Linked DNA regions of Homo sapiens: all the other regions are linked to region 1. The links are chromatin loops, found by intact Hi-C in ENCODE. Cell type or tissue: ascending aorta. All regions are shown on one strand. Links, peaks and the distances in the headings refer to the core of each region. The heading gives the core; the rest is flanking DNA.

The links. Peaks named below come from ENCODE experiments on the same cell type or tissue, not always from the same donor. Only the 100,000 strongest peaks of a DNase experiment are listed, where the experiment ranks them.
Region 2: it touches region 1 in a loop (5-fold over the local background); 2 of 110 quality-filtered maps call a loop at or near these places.
Region 3: a loop joins it to region 1, with 4 times the contacts of the local background. A loop is called at or near these places in 2 of 110 quality-filtered maps.

Annotation. Positions count from the first base shown.
Region 1 is chr15:44,726,057-44,731,854 of GRCh38, forward strand. It overlaps the pseudogene RNF4BP. Among named protein-coding and RNA genes, the nearest start is that of TRIM69, 7.6 kb to the right of the region's middle. RefSeq lists enhancers at 535-829, 1,853-2,840, 2,841-3,826. In ascending aorta, for the core only: no CTCF peak of the experiment used is centred there; DNase peaks (open chromatin) are centred at 735, 2,905 and 3,395; H3K4me3 peaks cover 3,612 bases; H3K27ac peaks cover 4,235 bases.
Region 2 is chr15:45,396,736-45,402,533 of GRCh38, forward strand. It overlaps AFG2B (AAA ATPase AFG2B), which reads left to right and starts at 5,601. Exons shown (of 8, transcript NM_024063.3): 1 at 5,601-5,798. The coding sequence starts at 5,695. It also overlaps a transcript of GATM not described here. RefSeq lists enhancers at 5,054-5,103, 5,114-5,183, 5,574-5,733. In ascending aorta, for the core only: a CTCF peak has its summit at 3,081 (motif pointing left); no DNase peak of the experiment used is centred there; H3K4me3 peaks cover 890 bases; H3K27ac peaks cover 569 bases.
Region 3 is chr15:45,632,614-45,638,411 of GRCh38, forward strand. It overlaps SQOR (sulfide quinone oxidoreductase), which reads left to right and starts at 2,416. Exons shown (of 10, transcript NM_021199.4): 1 at 2,416-2,495. RefSeq lists enhancers at 1,560-2,555, 3,018-3,107, 3,138-3,187, 5,017-5,096, 5,127-5,186 and a silencer at 2,368-2,537. In ascending aorta, for the core only: a CTCF peak has its summit at 2,926; DNase peaks (open chromatin) are centred at 2,288, 2,788 and 5,078; H3K4me3 peaks cover 3,850 bases; H3K27ac peaks cover 3,431 bases.

The DNA.
Region 1 (5,798 bases), core at 434-5,433:
TAAAAACTTTTTGTAGAGACAGATTCTTACTATGTTGCCAAGGCTGGTCTCAAACTCCTGGCCTCAAGAGATCCTCCAGTCTTCGGCCTCCCAAAAAGATGGGATTACAGGCATGAGCCACCTCACCTGGCCTCTTTTTTTTGTATATTACCTGATCTCAGGTATTCTGCTATAGCAACAGAAAGACGAAGACAGAATCCTTAGCTGTCTGCAAGTGTGCATGCCATTTTCATCATCTGAAGAGTCAGCGAGTGTCTTAGGTGGAGTCTTGCAAAAGCAGGCCCTGAGCCAAAGATTTGGATGCAAATGACTTGTTAAGAAAGGGCTCTTCGAGACCGTGCCATTGCACTCCAGCCCGGGCAAGAAGAGTGAAACTCTGTTTCAAAAAAAAAAAAGTGGGGGGCTCCTAGGAAAAGAACAGTAAAGGAGTGGGGGATGAAGGACAGGGAATGGGAAGAAGCCAAGCGAGAGCATGATTTCCGAAGTCCTACACTCAGCCTGATCACACGGGAAGCTTTAGAACAAAGAACACACCTCAGAGTTTTTCCTGCCTCAACACAAAGGAGCTGGGCTTTGGTGCTCTTCATCAGCCTGTCTTTGGCTATCCAGGGTTGTGGAACGAGGTGAAACATAAAACTCCGAGGTACTTCCGGCTCCCTCCAGTGTCTGAGGGTAATCTGCAGGACTGAGGGTAATTGCAGATGCTAGCTGTTAGCAGCAAACTATGCAAAAGCTGAGGACTGGCTTATAAAGCCAGATCTGGGTGAGTCATGTTTCCTGTCAACATCCTCTGCTGGGCCCATAACACATGCAACCCCAAACTTCCATTACAAGTTCAAAGTTTCTAAGGGGATAGCATTACAGTGTGTATGATATTGGACTCAGACCTGAGTTTGAATCCTAATTCCACAAAAGAAATTGGAAAAGAGTCATATTGCTGACTTGACCCTTTGTCACCATATCCATAAAATGGGATAATTATTCCTATATCATAAATTTACTTATTTATTCACTTAGTCATTTGTTAAATAAATATGGAGTGTCTACTTTGTGCCGGGCACTCTTTTTAGGGTGGTTCTGAGAAGGGGATGGCAATGAGAAGGGCTCTCTAAGATGCAAGACTCCAGGCAACTGCTTTTACTTCCAGTGGTTCTTTATTTTCACAGCTCATTAGAGCAAATTACCACAGCAGGGAGATACAGGTTGAGTATCCCTTATCCGAAAAGCCTGGCACCAGAAGTGTTTTAAATTTTGGATTTTTTTTTGATTTTTGGAATATTTGTTAATTATCAGTTGAGCATCTCTAATGTGAAAATCTAAAATCCAAAATGCCCCAGTGACCCTTTCCTTTGAGCATCATGTTGGTGCTCAAAAAGTTTGAGATGTTGGAGCATTTAGGATTTCAGATTTTTGGATTAAGGATACTCATTTTGTACAATGGAAAACTTCTTGGCACTAATCTGATGAAAGAAGAAACTACGGGAGAATCCCTTTCCCTAAAAGGCTTTCAGTAACAAGATGGCCCTGACTCATTCTGGACAGTTCCTCCAAAGGTAGGCCTACAGGTAGAACTCTTTTCTGGCAGCATAGGGGTTTTCCAGAATGAAGGTGTATTTTTTTTTTACTGAGGCCAGGAAAGGTGAAGAGAATGAAGGGTTCCTAGTGACGATGCAGCAACCAAGTCATTTATGTAATGGAGCCTTATCTGACAGATTTCTAGGATAGAAACTCAGTATCCAAGCTCAGGCTTGGCAGACTGAGGTGGGCACCGTCCCCAGGATTGCAGTGTGGATTAGAGGTTTCAACCCCAATCATATTCAACAGCTCCCTTTCCCCCAACAACCCCTTTTTATAACAATTGTTTTGTGGTGATTCTTTTACTAATATGATCATGAAAATTAAGTAATTTAGCTTGTGAATGCTCTAGCTTGGCTGCACTGCTGGTATAAAGAAGTGCCAGACACTTGCAACTGCCTAGGATCTCTGTGAACCAGCGGCATGGAAGACTGAGAGGCACGCTGGATTGATGGCTCAGATTCAAGTATGGTATTGCAGGTTCTGGTGTAATTTTCTAAAATGGCGAAAATCTCTAGGTAAAACTCCAAAAATAAAAAACCAACATACATCTTCCTTTGAGTTACCTGGTAGTTATATTCCTGGAAAATTCAGTGTATATGAGCCTGAGGTAGTAGATGGTCAATAAATACTCAAGAAATAAAAAAATAAAAAAATATAAAAATATAAAACACATTTCTTACATGTCCTTGGTGCTTGTAAGCCCAGATTATATGCAGGCTTTTTTTTGGACGGAGTCTCTGTTGCCCAGGCTGGAGTGAAGTGGCGAGATCTGGGCTCACTGCAACCTCCACCTCCTGGGTTCAAGCGATCCTCCTGCCTCAGCCTCCTGAGTAGCTGGGATTACAGGCACGCGCCACCACCCTCAGCTGATCTTTGTATTTTTAGTAGAGAAGGGGTTTCACCATGTTGGCCAGGCTGATGTAGAACTCCTGACCTCAAGTGATCCGCCCACCTCGGCCTCCCAAAGTGTTGGGATTACAGGCGTGAGTCACAGCGCCCGGCTGCTTTTTTATACATTAAGTGTGCTTGCAGAGGACTGCGACCTCTGGCCCTCGGCCTCTTAATAAATACTCCAAGTGACTTCATTGGAACAACCACTGAGAATCACTTATCTAGAGAGTGGGAAGTTGCTGATCTCATCACTGCATGGGGTGGGGTGAGGGAAGCAACCCTGCCCTTCCCCTTTCTCGGAAAGCAGCTGGCTTTGAAGAAAGAGAAACCAGGACGGGAAAGTCCTGATTTCTAATCTGAAACAGCGCTTTTTGTCCAGAGACCGGTGACGAGCGACCCTGGGCTCGGGTTTTGATTGGGCAGTTCGGAAACTGTAAAAGCGAATTAAAAGGGTGACAAGCTAGTGTTTTAGCCTATCCAGTTCCGGGAGTTTGCACGCAGACGCTCTGCTTCGTGACCTTGGCTCTGCTCTGTGGGCGCCGCCCCCAGCCTGGGCGCGTCCATCGTCGAGTACCTTCTCCTCTGCCTCCCCCTCCCTCTGCTTCTATCTCTCTCCAATTGCCCTCCCTGGCCTGCGGCCGCCCGGTCCTCCTTCCCAGCCCAGTGCAGCCAGGCACCCGGGTTCGGCTTGCTCAGGTCTCTGTCCGGGACTGGGAAGCCACGGAGGGCCGGGAAAGTGGCACACTCCTGGAGCTCAAGCTTCCTACTCTCTCATCGCTGAATAACTACCGGGCAGGACTGGGTGGAACAGACAGCATATTTAGGTCATTGATGGGCTGCTGGGTGGATGGAGCTGGAAAGTGATGGGCACTGCTTTCTGGGGCTGCCCAGGTTCCTTCCGAGGGCTCGCTTTTCCTGGGCAGAGCGGGAAAGAGGAGGGGCAGGCCGGTCGCGAAACGCAAATAGTCGAGAATAGCGATCCGGGGAGAAGCAGGTGTCTGTGGGGCCCAAGAGAAGTACCATCTCGGTAAGTAGGCCGGTGCATGCAGGGGAGCGCAGAGCCCTAAGCCCTTCTCTGGGGTCCGCCCGTTTTCCTGCTGGGCTTCTCATTTCCTCACTAGGTTCTACGGTTTGCCGATCTAAATCCAGTTCGTGTCCTATTGTATTGTGTAACATTTTTGGCAGCTTACATCTTTGTTTATTGAGATATAGTTCACAAACCATACAATTAACATATTTAAGTGTACATTTCAGTGGGTTTTAGTATATTCACAGGGTTGTGTAACCACCTCAATTTTAGGACATTTTCGTCACTCCCAAAAGAAATTTTGTACCAGTTCGGTGTCACTCCCATTTCTCCCAAACCCCTAGTCCTAGGAAACCACCAATCTTTCTGTCTCTATGGGTTTGCCTATTAGTATTTCATAGAAACAGAAACATATAATATGTGGTCTTTTGTAACTGGCTTCTGTTTTCAAAGGTCGTCATATTGTAGCAAGGATCAGTTCTTCATTCCTATTTATTGATGAATATTACTCTACTGTATAGATATACTAAGTTTTGTTTATCCATCTATAGTTAATGGGCATTTGGATTGTTTCCACTCTTCGGCTACTGAGAATAAAATGTGGTTATCAATATTCATGTATAAATTTTTGGTGTGGACATAGATTTTCAATTCTCTTGAGTATATATGCAGGAGTGGAATTGCTGGGTGATATGGTAACTCTATGTTTAATCTTTTAAGGAACTACTAGGCTGTTCTCCAAAGCTGAATGTACCATTGTGTATGAGAGTTCCAATTTTTCTACATCCTCACCAATACTTTTAATCTTTTTTTATTATAACCATTCTAGTGGATACGAAATGGTATCTCTTTATGGTTTTGATTTGTATTTCCCTAATGACTATGCATTATTTTAAAATTATAAGCTAATTAATTTTTACAAAGATTTACATGCTGTGATTTTGACAACTTAACTTCTAGGTCACATGCTCAAAAGTCACAGAGCCTAGACCCAAACCAAGCCTTTCTATGGCTAATGCTCGAACTCCATCCTCTCTTTCCTAGAAGGCAATCTGGGATAAATTTTTCAGAACTCCATTTGTTGCCTCTGTTAGAAAGAAAACACTGGGCAAGATGAACCTGCAAGTAGAGTAAATGGTTTATTTCTTATTTGCTTTTAGGAGTATGTAAGGAGATTTTTTGGTCTCCCGTTTTTACTTTATAAAAAATGAGTGAGTGGGCCAAGCGCTGTGGCTCATGCCTGTGATCCCAGCACTTTGGGAGACCGAGGCAGGCAGATCACCTGAGGTCAGGAGTTTGATATCAGCCTGACCAACATGGCAAAACCCCATCTCTGCTAAAAATACAAAAATTAGCCGGGTGTAGTGCCATGCACCTGTAATTCCAGCTATATGGGAGGCTGAGGCATGAACATTGCTTGAACCCCGGGGAGACGGAGGTTGCAGTGAGCCAAGATTGCACCACTGCACTCCAGCCTGGGTGACAGAGTGAGGCTCTTTCTCAAAAAAAAAAAAAAGGAAAGAGAAAGCTCTTAATTGAAGTAGTAACCCTTTCTTGGGTGTTCAATGATATTGTGCTTCTCTTCATGTAAGTGCCCCTTAGATTCCTCCTCCTCACTACCATCAGGTCATAGAATAGGGAGGGGCACTCAGTTTCAACAGCAGTGGCCTCCAAATTTTGTTCAAATGCATAACTATAAAAAGTTTTTTGTATACATTCTCTATATATAGCTATACATTTTATACATACACTACTATCAGTCTTGATTTAGACATTACTAAAGCTTAATTTTTCTCTCATTTTTTTTCAGTTAAAAATTCAGATTGAACTATCTTACAAATGGCTCCCAGAAGATCCACTCCCTGTGGGAACACAGCAGTTGTGGAAGTGAAGACAGGACTGGACCCAGAATAAGGGTTCAAATATGTGGGGAAATCTGACCTCTAAATTCTTATAAGTCAGAGAGTGACTGAACAACAGCAGTGAGACATCGAAGAGTTTTAATATCTGCTGTAAACCTTGGCACAGATCATTTACTTCTCTAAGACTGAATCCAAAAAGCACAATGGAATACTATAATAAGCTGAGACAGCATGGTGAATTCCAGACAAGCCTGAGCATTCCCTATAGCCAGAGAAGGAGGCCCAACACCTAACATAGCCTTGGATGCAGAACTGATAGAACTTGGGGAAAGTGATGAAGTAGTTGACCTCACCTGTGAATCTCTAGCACCTGTAGTGATTGACCTAACTCACCGTGACTCTGTAGTGATTATTGAACAAAGGAGGAGGCCAAGAGCAAA
Region 2 (5,798 bases), core at 487-5,486, 670 kb after region 1:
GCATTGTGCCTGTAATCCCAGCTACTCGGGAGGCTGAGGCAGGAGAATCACTTGAACCCAGGAGGCAGAGGTTGTAGTGAGCTGAGATCACGCCACTGCACTCCAGCCTGGGCAACAGGGTGAGACTCCGTCTCAAAAAAAAAAAAAAAAAAAAAAAGCCATAAGTATGGTAAAGATAATACTGACCTTCTGTTAATTTCTTAAACACAAAAAGCATATTCCAATCTCAGGGCATTGGCACAGGCTTTTCCCTCTTCCCTTTCCTCTTCCAATTCTTCTGCTTGGTTTCTACTTATCCTTCACGTCTCAGCTGGAATGTCACTTCCTCAGAGACCTTCTCTCCTTTCCTGTTGTGAAGTAAGAAATATATATATGGTCTCTGCCTCTAGTCTCTGGCCTAGAGCTCCCAACACCCTTGTAATTTCCTGAGTTACAGGGGTGCTAGGAGAATCTTTGGTTCTAATGTTTGGTCTTCACTCTCGTTCCTGACATGGAGCTCTTAAATCCCGTGGACTTTCCTGAGTGATAGGAGCAGTCTTTTGTTCTACCAAGGCAATTCTTGCCCGGCTCCTAGATGAGGGCTGGTCACCGGAAAGCCCAACCATGATCATAAACTTGGAGCTTTCAGCCCCTACCTCCATTCTCCAGAGAGGGACGGAGGCTGGAAATTGAGTTAATAATTGATCATGCCTACGTGATGAAGGCCCCATAAAAATCCCTTAACTATGGGGTTCAGAGAGCTTCCAGGTTGGCAAACACACATCCATGTGCCTGGAATGTGGTACATACCAACTCCATGGGGACAGAAGCTCCTGTACTCAGGACCCTTCCAGATCTCACCCTTTGTATCCCCTGGCTGTTCATCTGTATCCTTATTACATCCTTTATTAATAAGCCAGTAAATGTAAGTAATGTGTTTTCCTGAGTTCCATGAGCCATCCTAGTAAATTAATAGAACCTAAGAAGGGGGTCATGGGAAGCCCAATTTACAGACCGTCCCTGGTCAGAAGCACAAGTCACAATCTGGAACTTGTGATTGGCATCTGAAGGTGGGGGGCAGTCTTGAGGGACTGGGCCCTGAACCTGTGGAGTCTGATGCTATCTCCAGGTAGATAGTCTCAGCATTGAATTGAATTAGAGGACACCCAGGTGGTATCTGTGGGAGAATTTGCTTGATATGTGGGGAACTCCCCAACCAACACCTGGTGTCAGAAGTGCTGTGTTGAGTGGCTGAGTGGTGTATGAGAGTAGGAAAAACAATTTGTTTTGTTTTTCCTATCCTTAATACCTGTTTAAAGTAGCCCTTTTCCGTTTATTTCTTTCAAAGCAATTTTCATCACCTTTAATTATCAGATTTATTCACTTGTTTACTTCTTCAATGTTTGACTTCCCAGTAGACTATAAGCTTCATGAAGGCAAGGATTACAGTGTTTTTATTGTTGTTGTTTGCCACCAAATACTCAGCCTCTGGTATAGTAACTAGCAAGAAGTAGATGTTCAATAAATATTTGTTTTAATAAATATATAATTATTATGTTTGTTGAAAAGTGTGAACCAACATCATAGGGAAAAATTACCTTAACATTAACTTCTAAAAAATGATGAATCAAGCAATTTCCTGAAAATGTGCAAGAACAGACTTTCAGAATGATGTTCTATGAACTGTAGTCTGCAGGTCATTTGAAATCCAGCAAATATTTTCATCCTCCTTCTTCTGATTCTATAACTTATTCTATATCTAGAATTACTCTAAAGACTAATTCTAACCTGGATACAAGATAAAAAGTAAAGATGGAAGATTCTAAAGAACAATTTTAACAATGTCCCATTTAGGGGGATTTTCATTACATACTTTATGAACACAGGTTCGGCATATTAGCTATCCGTGGAAATAAGTCACTTACTACATCTACATGAGCATGTTGAGATGAAAGTGTTTGCAAATCATGCTTTTTCAAGGGTGGCTAAACAAATCTCTATTCATCTATTACAACTCATAGTCATTGCTAATGTTCAAATATATTAGGGTTGAACATAACACAAAAATGGAAATGCTGGAAAGATTAACATTATTTAATCTACAGATGACTCATGCTACTGGTTTAACCATTTTCTTTAGATTTTTTTCATATACAGGAATATATTTTTATATACATATATAATATGCTGAAGGGACAAAAATATTGCATGATCATTATCCTAAAGAAACAGATTCCAATTATTTCTTTTGAATTATAGACTTACAGTTAATTAAGAATTTTTATAGTTAATTAAAAATTAGACAGATTGTAACCTTGAATGTAACAAAGGACATAAAGAGAAACCATTTGTCACATGTACCTTTTCGGGAAAATCTCACAAAAGATTTTGTTTGGCAAAGCTATTTGAAACAATTTAAAGCTAGAAATGTTTCTAGGCTATAGCAAGATGAATTCCATCGGTTTGGATTTTGACCTACCACTAAATTTTGGATTTAGGAACAGTCTCATTTTTATACTTAACACAAAAATTAAATTTTAACTTAGAAACTGAGTTTTACACAGCTTGAGGCTTGTGAAAAATTATGTGAAAATAAGTCAGTTACTGCTAGGGTCTCAGTGTTTGTGTCCTCCACAAAATTCATTTGTTGAAATTTTAACCCTTGAGATGATGGTAGTAGGAGTCAGGGCCTTTTGGGAGGTGATTAGGTCACGAGAGTGGAGCCCTCATGAATGGGATTAGTGTGCTTATAAAAGAAACATGAGGGAGCTAGCTAGTCCCTTCCACCATGTGCAGGTACAATGAGCTGTCTCTAGACAGGGGGCCCTTACCAGTCATGGAATCTGCCAGTGCCTTGTCTTTGACTTCCCAGCCTCCAGAACTGTAAAAAATAAATTGCTGTCATTTATAAGCTACCTCGTTCGTAGTATTTTGTTACAGCAGCCTGAACAGACTAAGCCAGATAATATATAGAGACAACAGATGGCTTCATACACCTAGGTGTGAATCCTGGGAAAATTGAGTGGAAACCACAGTTGAGAACACCAACGTCCTAACAATCCTGTAGCCTTCAGGCTTAGTTGGTTCTGGACTCCCTCTAGTGGTTCAATTCTAGTGCTTTAATTGATGTTCTTCAATTCATAGAATTAACAAATTTCTGGTCAGATTAAAAACAACTAAGCAAAAGAGCCACACAACTCCCATTAGAATGGTTTACCACAAGGAGGCCAGGTGCAGTGGCTCATGCCTGTAATCTCAGCACTTTGGGAGGCTGAGGCAGGTGGATCACTTGAGGCCTGGAGTTCGAGACCAGCCTGGCCAACAGGGTAAAACCCTATCTCTACTAAAAATCCAAAAGTTAGCCAGGCGTGGTGGTAGGCACCTGTAATCCCAGCTACTTGGGAGCCTGAGGCAGGAGAATTGCTTGAACTTGGGAAACAGATGTTGCAGTGAGCTGAGATCCTGCCATTGCACTCAAGACTGGGTGACAGAGCAAGACTGTCTAAAAAATAAATAAAATTTTAAAAATAAAAAGAATGGTTTATCACAAGGAGATTATGTCATTGAATGGCATGATAAATATGGATGTTCAGATGGCTGAAATCATAGTGTTGCAAATGGTTAGACCTAAAGGGACAGAATGGATTTTACTGGATGATTGGGAAAGACATTTATAGTTTTGCTCAGAGTGAGTGGATAAGAGCTGAAGGCCCAGTAACAGAATTCCTTGTTGCTTTTGTTTGCAACCTATGGTAAAGACTGGATCTTTTAGAGAAAGAGTGAAGTGAAATAATATTTCCTGTGCATATGGATTCTATAAGGTCAGAGGGTTCTTGTTTGACCTTGTATAAAATCAACCTCTTAGACCAACCAAAAGCAACATGTAGTTTCCTTCTCATCATATTCCTAATAGCATAGTTTGTGCCTCTGTTTTAAACCAATTCAGAAAATTTTGAGGCCGATTTAACTTTATTGGCTCCCTGTTTTGGCTTTGGTTATTCCACTCCATTAAACCTTTACTTCTTGGCCATTTCTGCACTGTAAATATAAGTAAATCTACTAACTCTTTTACATGAGATCCCTTTACATATTTAAGACAGTTATCCTGTCCTCAGTAAGTCTTCTTTCCCTCTCCCAGATCCTTAAAGCTTCTTGGAGCTGAATAGAAGGAACTCGATGAGGTACAGGCTTCTGATAAAATAACTTGATAGGCATGTAATTCACACCTTTAGGGGTCGGTAAAAACGATGGCTTTTTTTTTATTTCAAAAAATGCAAAGCTGTTATTTAAAAGTCCCCAAACCAAAAAGAACTGAAGCCAATGGGATTAAGAGGAAAAAAGAAAACAGGAAGTAATGGGTGACTTATCCATTTCAAGACCTCCTCCTGCTATTTTCTGATTCCTAAATTGTTCCAGAATCGATTTAAGCAGACAAGTACAGCTGAGACCAGGTAAGTTACTGTCAAGTCAAGAAGTCTGTCATGTCTGCCATGAAGTTTGGACAGAATGAGATCAGGAACTGGCATGGGTCTTAAGATCCCAGATCTGACAGTACTTCCCATTGATAAGATATTACTACACAGTCTGTAATTGATTATTTGCATAGATAGAAAAAAAAAACTTCCCAGCAACTTAAGCACTCTAAAATATCAGTTTTGTCAACTCACAAATTTGGGTTGCAGTGAAAGTGGGGAAAATAGAGGTAGGAAGATGTAAGTCAAATAAAAACAAGGTATATCTTCTTGTCTTTGAGTATCTGTAGTTCTTTTTTAACGGCAATTAAGAGGGATAGAAAATGTATTCCAGCTGATAAAAAGGAATTCCCTGTGCGAAAGGGAAAGGCAGAAAGCAGCTGGAAAAAAAAAATAGCAGGCAGTTGTCTTAATAACGTAGATAGGTATCGCCTCTAATACAGGACTTAGTACTGTTGTGCCCCAATTAGACAGTAAGCATTGATCGCATGAACTTTAGTGATTAACTTGTTGCCAAAGAATATTCAAAAGAATATCAGAAATCAGAACAAATGTACTGTTGGTGTGCTACAAATCCATCAGGTAGCCTAGTTTTCCTTCTTTCCTCTCTACAAGGGATTTTAAGCGCTACCGTGTGCTTCCCTCCCACTATGCTGGTACTTTCCCATAGGAAGGGTTGTGCCTGGACCTCCCAGATTGGAACCCCGATTACCGAAGGTCCCAAGGCTGTATTCTCAGTTACGCCAAGTCACCTGAGACATTTGCACCAGAGCACCCAAAATTCTGTGCCCATGCGGATAGTTAGAGTTTCTTCACAAAATAGCAAAGTCTCTAGGTTGCTATTCCAACGGCGGTAGTACTGATGCTCCAGTTCGAAGGCCAGGAAAACAGAATGTAAAGCCGGTGACTTCCAAGATATATGTAACCACCAAAGTACATGCTTAATGACCTAGTGAAGTGAGCTTAAGCCGCCTCCCAGACACCTGTAACGAAGACCATCTCGGGAAAGCTCTGGGTTAGGCAACTCGATTTCACGAAAGCGGACACCAACGCTCTACCCAGAGGCCCGAGCGTCGTCTAACGTTTCCATTGGCCCTTTCGGCCTTCACTCAGCTGCTAGCAACGCAGTCTGCCCTAGCGCATGCGCGCAATCTGCTTCCGGCCTGCGAGCTCGGTGTTCCGCTTTTTGTGGGCCGGGTGGGTTTCCTAATCTGGTTTCGTCTGCCTGGTTCATCTGTGTGCGATGGCTCCGGACTCGGATCCCTTCCCTGAAGGGCCGCTCTTAAAGCTGCTACCCTTAGACGCTAGAGACCGGGGCACCCAGCGCTGCCGCCTGGGCCCGGCCGC
Region 3 (5,798 bases), core at 503-5,502, 910 kb after region 1:
CATCCTTCCCATTTAAACCAGGGCTTCTTGGCTTGGATGTGGAGGGTGATGGGACTGGGAAGTGGGGTGAAGCATTTTGGAAATATAGGAGGGGACTTTTTATTTGTCATAAATTTGGGAGAGAGTCTATTGGCATTTAGAGAGTGGGAACCAAGGAAGCCAACCTCCCTTGCTATGTGAACAGGGCCATATAACAATGAACTGTCCTGGCCAGTCATGGTGGCCCACTCCTCTAATCCCAGTACCTTGAGAGGCTGAGGCGGGAGGATGGCTTGAGCCCAGGAGTTCAAGACCAGCCTAGGCAATGTAGTGAGATCTCCATCTCTACAAAAAAAAAAAATAAATAAATTTAGAAAAAAATTAGTTGGGCATGGTGGCACATGCCTGTGGTCTCAGTTATTTGGGAGGCTGAGGTAGGAGGACTGTTTAAGCTCCAGAGGTCAAGGCTGCAGGAAGCTGTTATCGCACCATTGCACTCAAACCTGGGTAGCAGAGTGAGACCCTGTCTCAATTAAAAAAAAAAAAACCCAAAAAACCAAAAACCCAATTAACTGTCCAGAGTCCTGCACAATTTCTGGTGTCCTGTGCCTTGCACCAACATTCAAGTATGCAAAAAACCATTTTTTTGGTAAAGTTATTTAGGTTCTAGTTCAGATAATTATAAACATTAAGCATTTTGCATGGTTTTCATACTAAAATTTCCAGGAATGTTTCTATTGGAATAAAGGAAGAAAAGAGTATACTTTGTTTTGTTCAGAGCTTCTTTACCAGAGTTATTTGCCATTTCAAAAAATCATGTTGGCTGGGTGCGATGGCTCACGCCTGTAATCCCAGCACTTTGGGAGGCCAAGGTGGGTGGATCACTTGGTCAGGAGTTCAAGACCAGCCTGGCCAACATGGTGAAACCCTGTCTCTACTAAAAATACAAAAATTAGCCATGGGTGGTGGTGGATGCCTGTAGTCCCAGCTACTCGGGAGGCTGAGGCAGGAGAATCACTTGAATCCGGGAGGTGGACGTTGTAGTGAGCTGAGATCACACCACTGCACTCCAGCCTGGGAGACGGAGTGAGACTTCGCCTCAAAAAAAAAAAAAAAAAAAAGAAGAAGAAGAAAATCATGTCACAGAAGCAATGCTGCAGATGGAATTGAGTTACCAATAAAAGTCTACAGTCTGCGTTTGTATTGTATTGTTCATGATGATTTTGCCATAGATACAGTCAGTCTCTTTGATTAAAGATAGAAAGTATCAGTTGAAAACATTTAAAAAAATAATATTCAAGGCTGGGCATGGTGGCTCACGCCTGTAATCCCAGCACTTTGGGAGGCCCAGGAGGGCAGATCGCTTGAGGCCAGGAGTTTGAGACCAGCTTGGCCAACATGGTGAAACCTCATCTCTACTGAAACATACAAAAATTAGCCGGGCATGGTGGCACACACCTGTAGTCCCAGCTACTCAGGAGGCTGAGACACCAGAATTGGTTGAACCCATGAGGCAGATGTTGCAGTGAGCCGAGATTGCTCTACTCACTGCGCTCCAGCCTGGGCAACACAGTGAGACTCTGTTTCAAAAAACAACAACAACAACTATATATATATATATATATATATATATTCAAAATTCATAAAACCAAATAAGTGTAAAAGAAACTCAAACTTTCAAGGGTTTATTTTTGTTTGTTTTTTTGAAAGCTTCTAGCACTTGCACTTCTCAGGTTATGAGACTTTTGGGACACCCTGTATTTATTGTAAAAAGGGTTACTGAATCTGATATGGTGGAGAACCACTCACTGAGACTTTACATCAACCTGGAAAGAGCCGCCAACTGAAAATGTCCAGTCATGAATATGGGATGGGACACTGTGGAGGCCAGTGGCTGGAAGCCAGCTTACCCCTGCCTGCGCGTTTTGAAGGAAGGGCTCCAGCGCACACCAAAGCTGAACCTCGGTCACCTTCTCTGTGAAATGAGCGCGGGAATACCTGTGTTTCTGGGCAGCTGTGTGAACCCGGTGAGAAGCCCAGGGCACATAGGAGGACCCAGTGGGAACAGCCAGAGCCTCTCTGCACAGCGCCCCGCCTCCGCTTTTGCCTGCCCTGATTACAAAACGCTGTTGGCACCCAGGGGCGGAAGCGTCAGGTGGCCTCGGTGTCCTCCGCCTGTGCGCCCCAGCCTGCGGGGCCGCCCTTCAGGGCGCGCAAGGGGCGAGTCTGTCCAGCCGGCAGCACCCCAGGCCGGATGGACGCTTGTTCCTGGTTCTGTGCCCCGTGAGCGCTCAACGCCCTGGTGTGTTCACTGACCATGGTGCCTGGGCTGCGGCGCCGGGCGGGGCACGGCGGGACTTTTCGGGACCTTTCCTGGGGGGAGCCTCGCTTTCCCCGCCTCCAGCCTCCGCCCGGATGGCAGGCGGGCGGGGCCCCAGTCCAGGCCTTGAGACCCAGAAGGGAGCGAAGGTTTTTGCTGCGCCAACGCAGTGACCGAAGGCTCCGCTCACGCCCGGGTAAGAGGCATCCGCGGCCGATCTTTGGCCCTGGGCCAGCGGAGGGAGACTGGGCGGGGACAGCGACCACCACTGAGGCTGTTTGTTAGCTTAACTCGGTTTCCGCAGCTGGGACTCCGCAGACCCGGTGCGCCGCGCCCCAAACTTTGCTTCCTCAACTCCGGACACCTGCAGCTCTTGCTGCCCTTGTCTGGAACCCGGGTCTTGGGACTCTTGCTTCCTTCTCAGAGTGTCAGAGCCTCAGGGCCGCGGAGAGGCCAACCCGCGAGGGGTGCTTAAAAACCGAAGTATCCGTGGTCTTGGTGTGTGGACGTTTCTGGCGCCTTCCACCTGTTGACTGTCACTCGGCACCGTCCTGGAGCGGGAGTGGGTGCTCGGCGTCCGGGGGCCAGGGATTGACACAGTCATCCACCGACACTGCGCGTGGGACAGAGGGGGCGCTCGAGGGGTCGGCTGCAGCTGAAACCTGAAGGGGAGAGGATTTAGGGCACCTGCTGAACAGGAATTGGTGGAAAGGGAGAAGGGGTCTTCTGGTGGAATCTGGGCTCATTTCCTTTCCTCTTCATCTGTCTCTTTTATTTATCAAAATTCCAACCTGGCTTTTTGCTCAAAGACGCTGAACAGAGCCCCTGGCTTTGCCTGCGCTGCCCATTGCTATAATGCAGGGCTCTGTTCCATTTTTGTGCTGTGCACCCCTTTGGCATTTCTGGGAAGGCTAAAGACTCTCAGAACAATACTTTTTTTTGAGACAGAGTCTTGCTCTGTCGCCCAAGCTGGAGTGCAGTGGCGCGATCTCGGCTCACTGCCACCTCCACCTCCCGGGTTCAAGCGATTCTCCTGCCTCAGCCTGCCGAGTAACTGGGATTACAGGCGCAGCACACCTGGCTAATTTTAGTATTTGTAGTAGAGGCGGGTTTCACCATGTTGCCCAGCTGGTCTCGAACTCCTGGCCTCAAATGATCCGCACACTTCGGCCTTCCAAAGTGCTGGGATTACACGAGTGAGCCACCGCGCTGGACCAGAACAATGCTTTTTTAAAGGTATAAAACAAAAGGAAGAGTATTATAAAGGAAACCAATTGCAAAACACATGTCAAAACATTAAAAGAATTTATGATATGGTAATATATATGTCTTTAAAAAACGAATGCGTTATTTAATAACAAGGTTATTAAATAACAAGATCTAGCAGTGGATTAAATAGTTACCATAATTTTGAAGTAGTAAAGAACATAAACAATTATTTCAAGATATAGGTAATACTTGTAATATAAGAAAATATCTGTAATTTCTTTCTTCTTTTTTTTTTTTTTTTGAGACGGAGTCTCACTCTGTCACCAGGCTGGAGTGCAGTGGCGCGATCTCGGTTCAATGCAACCTCCGCCTGCTGGGTTCAAGTGATTCTCCTGCCTCAGCCTCCCGAGTAGATGGGACTACAGGTGTGTGCCACCACACCCAGCTAATTTTTGTATTTTTAGTAGAGACAGGATTTCACCATATTGTCCAGGATGGTCTCGATCTCTTGACCTTGTGATACGCCCACCTTGGACTCCCAAAGTTCTGGGATTACAGGCATGAGCCACTGCGCACGGCCAATATCTGTGATTTCTATTGGTGACAAAGTCTTAGTATTGCCAATACTGCTGTGGTTTGTTGGCTACATACATAATTGAAGTAAATGTTAAATTTCAGTTAGATACTAGAGAAATAAAAGATGTAAATATTAAATATCCGTAAAAATAAAGATGTAAAATACTTTTCCATCTAAGTTTTTGGGTCCAGGTTAAGATCCTCTGATAGTAGAAAGGGCACTGACCCAATGACTTGGCTTCTGGGCTTGACACTTCCATTGACATTTCCAAGGCCCATTGTAACCTTGGCTTTTTTTTTTTTTTGAGACATGGTCTTGCTGTGTCGCCTAAGCTGGAGTACAGTGAGGTGATCTCTGCTCACTGCAACCTCCTCGCAGGTTCGAGTGATTCGCCTGCCTCAGCATCCCTAGTAGCTGGGATTACACCAGCCACCCACCACCACACCTGGCTAATTTTTGTATTTTTTGGTAGAGACAGGGTTTCACCATATTGGCTAGGCTGGTCTTGAACTGCTGACCTCAAGTGATCTGCCCTTGTCTGCTTCCCAAAGCAACCACCACACCCAGCTTAACTTTGGCTTTTGAATTTCTTTTCGCCTCAGCTTCTTCATTGTACAGTGGAGATAATAACACCTTCCCAAGTATTTAAGGCACCCAGCACTGCACTTAGTGTAGAGGGCTGAAGTAGATACCATTTATCAGAACTTATTTGTATCCCTCCCAAGCTTATGGCCTTATATCCCCAAGCCTGGGGAGGTACTCATTATTTATTGAATGAATAAGTGGGTCAGAAAGGGTTGCTTGTGACTAAGTCCAAAAAACAAAATTCATTAAGGAGACAGCTGGTGGTTTGGGAAATGACTTTGTTTAAATTTGGGGCTTTTTTTCTGGCTGGAAAAATATATAAACACATTTGGAACGGGGGTGTTTGAAATGTCAGTCAGGGCCCAGGGTCTGTGTGTGCGTGTCTGTGTGGCTGGTGTTCTGCCAGTGAAAATGAAACTGAATGTTGAAAGGAAACCGGATTCCTTTGCAGAACAGTTTCTCCTCCATGTTGCCTGTGTCTAGCTTTGTTAATCCGATGTGTTGTAACACAGGAAATGTCTTATAAAGAATGGAGACGGACCCATGACAAGGCATTTCTGGGCATAGATGTACTTTTTTCTTCTCCTTTCACGTTTCCCTGCTCCACTATCTACTATATAACTCCTCTTTGACTCTGAAGACTTGGTAAATAGGAGCAGTTTGGATAGCTTATGGAAAGCTGCCCAGACCTGGCTGGAAGCCAACTAGTTGCTTCTTAATCCCAGCCTTAAAAATCTTTGTAATCCCCAGATGTAGGTGGTAATAATAATAAAGAAAAGTAGATCTAGCCAACCATCCCTGTGATTTACATTGAGAAAGTGCTAAATTGGGACAGGAGGTAGAGAACTTTGTGGAAAAAAACAAAACAGAACAAAAAAACCCTCGGAAATTTAGAACACACTGGGACTATCTATGTCTGTAACTTTGGGAAGGGCAAATACTGGTGTTATGGACTCACCAAATTCATATATTGAAACCCTAGCCCCCAGGATCTTAGAATGTGACTGTATTAGGAGATAGTGCCTTAGTTAGAAGTGGTGGTGAGCACCTGTAGCCCCAGCTACTTGGGAGGCTGAGGTGGGAGAACTGCTTGAGCTCAGAAGTTCGAGGCTAGCCTGAGCAACATAG